2 separate regions of the Homo sapiens genome follow, and region 1 is linked to region 2. Evidence: read pairs that join two places in POLR2A ChIA-PET (ENCODE). Cell type or tissue: B cell. All regions are shown on one strand. Each heading gives the region's core, and the rest is flanking DNA. Links, peaks and the distances in the headings are about the cores only.

Region 1 (4,390 bases), core at 150-4,149, 68 kb before region 2:
AGCAATCCTCCCACCTCAGCCTCCTGTGTAGCAGGGATTACAGGCACACACCACTGCACCCAGCTTCATATGCTGCTTTTTGACATGGTTTGGGCTAGTATGCTATTTAACTTTCGTATTTTATATACTGAACTCTTACCATGACTCAGTCTTGTCTGTATGATACCTTCTTTATTAAGATCACAATGAAAACACTAACACCCTTCTAAACGTGTGCAATGCTTTCAAGTCTGCAAGTCCTAAAGTATACATAGGAGTTCTCCAGGACAGCAGAGTCTGGCTGGTAGGAGGTGGGAAGGTGGCCAAGGGGAGCTGGGAGGGAGAGGGTGTGAGTATGGGGCAGGAGAGAGTACACAGGGACCAGATAGAAAAGACTTTGGAAGTCAGGCCAAAAGGTTTGGACAGACAAAGAATCTGAGATTCGGAAAGGCTGTTGGACTTGCTGAAGGCCTGAAGGTCACACTGCTATTAAGTGAAAGATCCAGTATTTAAAGTCAGATCTGTCGGTATGGAAAACCCATGTACTTCCCATTGCACCGTCTGCCCCTCACACTCCATCCCTTCTCTGTGAAGTCTCAAAGAGGCTCTGTCTCCTGGTTCGGCACTGCCACAGGGTCTGCAGGACGCAGCTCTGTGGTGATTTGGGAATGCAGAGGGCAGGAGAAGCACCCTAGATGGCCTTAAAGAGGATCGGACTCTCACGCACGTTCTCCCCATGGACGCCTTCGGGCATCTGGGACCACCTGCCTCCTCCCCAACCAAACTCAAGACTCCCTGAGGCTTTCGTTACCTTTGGGTGACTCTCCCATTTGGCTGCCTTTCATTTTGATCGGGTCACACCTGTACCTTGATACCCCAAGTGGTGGCTCATACTATGGTGTGTCCCACTGCCTTCGTCCTGGAGCTCAGTGGCCTACTGTGTCCACCACTCTGCCGTCTATTAAGAGGGAACCTGATACCTGGAGGCTGAGGGAGAATCAGACCCGGTGTGAATCTCAGGGCAGATCCCTTAGCTACTTTCTTGATTGTGCAATGAGAACACAGCTGAACGTGTGGGGTTGCTGTGGAGGACACAGCTACATGTGCCCTGCAATAGTAGGCATCTAGTGGGAGTGAGTACTATTGACTCTGATGAGAAAGGGGATCACAGAGCCTGACTTCCTGTGAGATCCTGGTGCCACAGGTGCTCCTGGCAGTTGCTGCTTCGCCACTTTGTTGATAAGTTGAGCTTGTTCTGGGAAATTTTTGTTGGATCCTCGTCAGTGCTGGCTGAGCATTTTGGAATGCAGCCTGTGGCAAGCCAGGTAGCAGAGGAGGATAGAGTAGGCAATGCTTCCAAGAGCAGGCCATGATGGGACAGTGGATAATGGGTTGGGAAGTAGCATGAAAAGCCTGGTGTTACCTAGTCTCAACCAGGCCTGAGGCCAGATAACCAACAAGCTAAAGTAGAGGCTCTGATCTTCTCCCTAGTCCTATTTGAAATTGTTCATCTTTTCTTGACAGGCCAATTTAACCTTTGACCCAGCTGCTCTACTGCCTGGGGCCTCACCCAAGAGTCCTGGACTCAAGGCTATGGTGTCGCCATTTCACAGCCCACCTTCTACCCCCAGCAGCCCTGGTGTGCGATCTAGGCCCAGCGAGGCAGAGGAGGTGCCTGTCAGCTTCGACCAGCCCCCTGAAGGCAGTCATCTGCCCTGTTACAACAAGGTAAATTCTAGCTCCAGATTATGGCGGTGTGTCTGTGGAAATGTGGGCACTGGCACCCCTGAATTTTCTCTACCCTGTTGTCCTGGAGAAAGGAGGAAACATTCGGAGTTACTGTCAGAGCTGCGTGTTAACCCAAGTGAAATTTCTCCTCTCCTTTGCAAATGATCCCTGAACTAGGATCACCTTTTTCCTCGACTGACTGGCTCATCTCCCCTTGCTGTAACTGTGCCATTCAACCCCAAGACAAGCCTGGGGGATGGCGTGCTCTCTCCTTTGTGGAGAAAGGTATGGAAATTCAGGATTGATCCCAGCTGCATAGTTCATTAATGTCAAAAGCTGAACGCAAAAGCTAAAGGCCTGATCAGTGATTTGCACAGAATGCTGGGCAGCATCCCTAGAACTCCAAAACGTCCTGTCTGGCCTGGTGTGAATAGCCCTAAGTGTCCCAGTGTGGACTCAAATCATTCTTCCTGCAGCTTGCCCCAGTTAAAGAACATCCAAACTGTTCCCTTTGCAAAAATGACATGGCAGGGTGCATTTCTACAGATGCAACCCTGATCCTCTGTGTGAGCTTTCATCACATCCCTCGCCCTGCTGGGAGGAGGTAAGGATCAGAGATAGGGGCCAAGCAGGTAGCCAACAAATGTGTGCCAGGGCCAAGCAGGGGCCAAGACTTCTTGGGGTCTGGTGCCAGAGAATGCTAAATGGGTGTGGCTTAAAATTAATGATGGAGAAATGAGATCTTCTAGGCCATTCTAGGAAGTCCAGCTAGCAAAAAAAAAATCAAATGTGTAAAAACAGGGAGGACTCAAGGAAATAAACTAGTGGTAAGGAGGGGTTCAGGCAGGCTTGAGCCTGCCGGCTAGGGCCAGAGTGGAAGTCCCCCAGCCAGGGTGATGGAGACCCCTGAAGGCAGAGAGGAACCTTCAGAGAGAGCCGCATCTTCTCACAGGGTGAGGCAGGGAGGGAGGAGCTGCTGCCTGGTCATAATGCCTGGAGGCTTCAGCCTTCTGACAGCAGCAAGAGGAAGTTATTTTGGAACCCTGCTGGTCATGAGGGCTGGGGCCTTGATACCTTCCAGAGCTGGCCCAATCATGGTCTCAAGAAAGGGCTTGGGAGGCCCTGATAAACCAAGTATTCATTCCATACTTCTTAGATGGGGAACTAGGATTGACAAATACCAAAATGTAAATCAGTGGGAAAATAACATTTACAAAAATTTATTTTACACACTAATTTTTTTTTTTTTTTTTTGAGGCAAGGTCTTCCTCTGTCACCCAGGCTGGAGTGCAGTGGTGCGATATTGGCTCATCGCAACCCCCACCTCCTGGGCTCAGGCAAGCCTCCTAGTAGCTAGGACTACAGGCATGCACCACCACACCTTGTTTTGTATTTTTTGTAGAGACAGGGTTTTGCCATGTCTTCAACCAGGCTCCTGCAGCTTCTGGGCTCAAGTGATCTGCTGGCCTATGCCTCCCAAAGTGCGAGGATTACAGGCGGGCACCACCACACCCAGCCCACTTATATACTGATTTTTAAAGGATGCATCACTCTAGTAGGTAGGGTATCTGATGTGAACATTTCCATTGCACCTTTGACTAAGTCTGATAAGCTGAGAAGAGGCCTGATTCTGAGAATCACATGCTTCCCAGAGAGATCACCTTCAGGCAGCTCTGCTGGTGCTCCTGAGAAACAGCTTCTGACAGTGGTGGACCTGAGTTCTAGAAGCAAAGGAATCTGGCTGCTCAGGTTTCCCAGTATCCGCCAACTTCACGGGGGCAGGAAGGACAGAGTTAGGCAAGAGAGGAAGCTGGTCACCAGGTCTCCAGCTCAGCACCCCTGAGGTCCCTGCACCAGGGCCTGGCCGTCAGCAGGTCTCTAACCCTCTTCTCGGTGCGATTCATCTTTGTCAAAGTATAATTTTCAAAAGTACAATTTTCAAATTTTTCAAAATTTTACAGTGCAATAAAATCATAAGTTATCTTTTTTACTGGATAGGAAGCATTTTGCATCTTCACAAGATAAAAGTCTGACTCTTATGCAAAATAGAGATTTTATTCAATATGTCAATTTATGAGGAAACTTGTAAGATGGTAAAACTTAGTCAAACAGCATTTGAAGAACTGGTTATTTATAGATAATTAGACAATTTCTTTTTTTTTTTTTTAATGCAGGGTCTTTCTGTGCTGCCCAGGCTGAAGTGCCATGGTGTGATGACAGCTCACTGCAGCCTCAATCTCCCAGGCTCAAGCTATATTCCCATCTCAGCCTCCCAAGTAGCTGGGACCACAGGCATGCACCAGCACCCCCAGCTAATTTTTCTTACTTTCAGTAGAGATGGAGTCTCGCTACGTTGCCCAGGCTGATCTTGAACTCCTGAGCTCAAGCGATCCTCCTGCCTCAGCCTCCCAAAGTGCTGGATTACATGTGTGAGCCACCATGCCCGGCAAGAATTTTTTTTTAAGTGTCAGAATAAAATTACTAAATTAGACACCGAACTGATTAATGTTTTACAGTGCAATAAAATCATGAGTTTTTGTTTTTGTTTTTTACTGAATGGAAAGCATTTGCATCTTCACAAAATAAAAGTCTGCAGGTCACCATGTGATTTCACAATCCCACATGGCTCTAATCTATAATAAATAGCAAACAATGATTCGTTCTCCTGGAAAATTAAACGGTC
Region 2 (4,390 bases), core at 105-4,104:
ATTCCTTAACAAAAACAGTTTCTATGGAGTAACGGAGATGAAAGCCTAAATTGGATTTATCCAAGAGAACAGAAGAGGAGAGAAATTGGACACAGTGTGTACAGACAGTTCTTTCAAGATTGATAAAATAAAGGAGGACAAAGGGGCCAGAGCTGCAGGGAGATGCAGGGTCAAGGTTTTTTTTCTCTAAACCTGGGATATAAATATAAATATGTATGTTTATATTGCTGCTGGTGGTAATTCAGTAGTGAGTGAAAAATTCAGAAGAGGGAGAATTGCTGGATCAATAAATGTCCTTAGGTAGGCAAGAGATGAGATGCAATGTGCAGTGGAGAGGTTCATCCTGGAGAGGGATGCAGACAGACACTTTCTACATAGGAGTGCAGGGAAAGCAGAATGGGCACAGATGCAGGGAGGTGGGTAGCTATGGTGTCTGGACATAGGGAGGTTCTCTTCTCATTGCTTCTGTTTTCTCGGTGAAATAAGCAGCTCAGTCATTAGCTGGGAGTGAGAAACCAGAGGAAGTGGAAATTTGAGGTTAGAGAGGAAGGTTTAAACTAGTCCTCTAGGGAAATGGAAAGCAGATGGATTAGGGCAATGTGGGTGGATTGCTAGACAGCATTAAGAGTCCCTTTAAGGTTAGTGACCATACATTTAAGGCGAAAATAGTCAGTGGGATTGTGTGCTTTTGTCCAGCTGTGGTCAGCCACCCTGGTGGAGATGCATAGTGGATAGAGAATTGAATTTAACCAGGATAGAGGTTCCAGGTGAAGGCCCTGAAGGGAGAGGCAAGAGAGCTGATTGTGTATGCAAGGGGGTGAGTATAATGGTGGCCTATGGGGTTTAGTCTGAGTAAGGCAAATGAAGACATGCTGGGATTTTAGTTTCTGATGCAGCTTAGGGATCAGTGAACTCAGGGTTTTGGAGGATATTGGAAAGCTAAGAGGTGGTCAATTAGGGAGTAGAGAAGCCTGAAACTACGATTCTGGAGTGGGTGCAGGTACTGATGATTGGGTCTAGAGCTAGTGATTCTCAACTGGGGGGATTTCACCTCTGAGGAGGCATTTGCAATGTCTGGAGACATTTTTGGTTGTCACAACTGGAGGCAGAGGAGATACTGCTGTCATCTAGTAGAGGCCAGGGGTGCTGCTCAACATCCTACAAGGTATAGCACAGTTTCCCACAACAAAGGATTGTCTGTGGCAGTTGTCAGTAGTGCTGAGGTTGAGAAGCCCTGGTTTAGGGTATAAAAGAAAAACTTCAGCTGAATTAAATTTAAAGGAGTTTAACTGAACAAAGAATGAACTGCGAATTGGGCAGCCTTCTGAGCCAAGGTAGGCTCAGAGACGCCAGCGCAGCCACGTGGCGGAAGAAGATTTATGGACAGAAAAAGGAAAGTGATGTACAGAAAACGGGAGTGAGGTACAGAAACAGCTGCATTGATTATAGCTCAGCATTTGCCTTACTTGAACACAATTTGAACAGTTGGCTACATTTGATTGGCCAAAACTCGGTGCTTGGCCCAAGGTGATTGGCTACGGCCTGTTTACACCTACACTTGTTATAGTTCACAGTGTACAGAAAAACCCTTAGGCTGAACTTAAAATATGTAAGGAGGCAGCTTTAGGCTAAACTTGATTGAACAGGTATGACCATAGAAATGAGTGGCTGGGGTAGGCCTGATCTTACCCAGATTATTGGAGAAGATAAACAGACTAGGGTTTTAGAAGGTTTATCTTACAACTGATGAAATCTCCAAAAATGATGACAAGAGTAGTATTAGAGAAAAGTGTAGATAGCCAGGGATGGGAGGAAGTTAATTTCTCAGTGTGTGGCATCATTTTCTTTTTCTTGAGCTAGCTGATGGGCTAGCTTTGGATTTCATAATCCTGGCTAAGAGCTACACGTTCAGATTAGCCAAAGAGTGTTGTGTGTTTTTTAAAAAGCCACCTGTTTATTACCTAACTTTGGTATAATGAAATCTGTGTCTTAAATAGATGCCTAAAAGCCATTTGGGAATTTGGTTAGTCTTTTTGCTCAAAATTCTGTGACTGTAAACTTGGACACTTGGTCTAATTCCATCTTTAAATAATGTCTCGGGATGACAAGTCTTGCAGCTAGGCCTCGAGGAAGGGATCTGGTTTAAGAAAATCCTTGAAGAAGGCTGGGTGCGGTGGCTCACGCCTGTAATCCCAGCACTTTGGGGGGGCCGGGGCTGGTGAATCACCTGAGGTCAGGAGTTCGAGACCAGCCTGGGCAACATGGTGAAACCCCGTCTCTACTAAAAATACAAAAATTAGCTGGGCGTCGTGGTGGGTGTCTGTAATCCCAGCTACTCGGGAGGCTGAGGCAGGAGAATTGCTTGAACCCAGGAGGCGGAGGTTGCAACACTGCACTCCAGCCTGAGTGACAAGATTGAGACTCGGTCTCAAAAAAAAAAAAAAGAAAGAAAGAAAAGAAAATCCTTGAGAAACTTTATTTATAGACTTTTAGAGACTGTGGCTTTCCAGTACTCATCACCATGGAGAAAACTAGTCAAAATCACACAGAGTGAATAAGGGTTGCAAGCCAGTGCTGCTTCCTGGAATAAGCTGGTCCACTAGTCTAGTCTTGTGCTTTGTCCTTCATTTTGAACTCAAGTGCCCTGGGGCTGCTTTTCTGCGTACCCACAATAGCAAGGAACTCTTTTGTTTGCATCTCCTCTGAAAGAAATGCTTGTTTTGAGGTTTGGACCGCAAATAATAATCTATTGTTCCCTGTAATAATAATCCACCCTCTTTCGCAGAAAAAAAAATCTGCTTGATGCAGTATGGCTATCAGTTTATTTAAAAGAATAGCCAAAAGTGCCCATTATGTCCTGAGAATAAACATTTGCAAGATGGTTGGGAGGAATGGGGGAGTACTCTTGTTCTCCTTGGCTGAGAGTCAGTTAAGTCTTCAAGGAGAAAAAATTCTGAAAATGACCATCAGTCCTGGCTGACAATACTCTTCCTTATTCTGCCCGTCTGTTACATTCTAAGAATTATTGCAACACTGCAGATATTTATTCCAAACGATTTCTTTAAAAAATATGGAAGATGGGTATTTTTAAGTTACCAATTTTGGGCCAAATAAGTTTTTTTTTTCTGACTTTCATTTTGTCTGTGAAAGCATTTCTTTTATAGCAGTATGTTCAAATTAGCAATCTTTAAGAATTTGGCAAATACTTTTAACAGCAATCCTTAACAATTCCTGCAGTTGCCTACTATTGCAGATCTTGAAAAAAGAGCCATTTTTATATTCTAAGTGGTAGACACATTTCAATTACTATTTCCTGGGCTTAGGCTAACTGACAAAACTTGATGGGTGAAATGAAAATGTGATATACGGTGTAATCAGCTGTTTACTTACCTAGCACAGTGAAATCTTATGGTAGGTATGATTGCACTAACAAAACCAAAACATGCATTTTTCTTCCTTAAGTTCTTTATAAGAAAAGGATCAGTTAAATAATAAATGTGGCTTTAAAATGAAGTTATATCTTAGGATAGTTTTAATTGCATTACATATGGATGATGAGAAAAGTTCAGTGTGATAACAATTGCGTAACAGATAAGCATGAGAACTACTTAAAGAAATAAAAATATGCCCATCACCTCATTAAAAATAGACCATCAGGGAAGCCACCAAGAAGTCCTTCAGTAGGTGAATGAATAAACTGTGGTACATCCATACAATTTGTATATTATTCAGCAATAAAAAGAAATGAGATATTATGCCACAAAAAGACACGGAAGAAAGTTAAGTGCATATTACTAAGTGAAAGAAGGCAACCTTAAAAGGCTACATGCTGTATAATTTTAACTAGATAACATTCTAGAAAAGGCAAACCTATAGAGACAGTATAAGGTCAGTGTTTGCCAGGGGTGTGGGGGGAAGGACGGCAGGAATAAATTGGTGTAGCACAGGGGATGCTTAGGGAGTGAAACTATTCTGTATGATACTGTAATGGTGGAGACGTCACTATTCACCTTTGTCAAAATCCATAAGATCTACAACACTAACACAAATCCTAATGTAAACTATGGACTGTGGTTAACAATGATGTAACCATATTGGCTCATCAATTAAAACAAACGTATAACACTAATGCCAGATGTTAATAATAGGAGAAACAGGTTGGCCATGGGAGAGTGAGGGAATATGAGAATTCTACCTTCTATTCAATGTTTCTGTAAACCTGAAACTGCTCTTTAAAAAGTCTATTAGTTTAAAAAAAAAATTCAATATAACCAGACTAATAAAAATATCTTAACTAAAAAGCAATACAAACCTAAACTGTCAGCAATTATTCTGTTTATAGTGCTATTCTGATTGAACTTAGCTGTAGAATATTCTGCCAGAAATATGT

The links. ChIA-PET counts read pairs that join two places held together with the same protein. Peaks named below come from ENCODE experiments on the same cell type or tissue, not always from the same donor. Only the 100,000 strongest peaks of a DNase experiment are listed, where the experiment ranks them.
Region 1: POLR2A ChIA-PET joins it to region 2 with 6 read pairs; 2 of 35 experiments call an interaction of 5 or more read pairs at or near these places.

What each region holds. Positions count from the first base shown.
Region 1 is chr1:167,692,596-167,696,985 of GRCh38, forward strand. It overlaps RCSD1 (RCSD domain containing 1), which reads left to right. Exons shown (of 7, transcript NM_052862.4): 5 at 1,504-1,707. Among named protein-coding and RNA genes, the nearest start is that of TRP-CGG1-1, 20 kb to the right of the region's middle. In B cell, for the core only: no CTCF peak of the experiment used is centred there; no DNase peak of the experiment used is centred there; H3K27ac peaks cover 780 bases.
Region 2 is chr1:167,761,071-167,765,460 of GRCh38, forward strand. The region is part of intron 1 of MPZL1 (myelin protein zero like 1); the gene reads left to right. Among named protein-coding and RNA genes, the nearest start is that of MPZL1, 41 kb to the left of the region's middle. In B cell, for the core only: no CTCF peak of the experiment used is centred there; no DNase peak of the experiment used is centred there.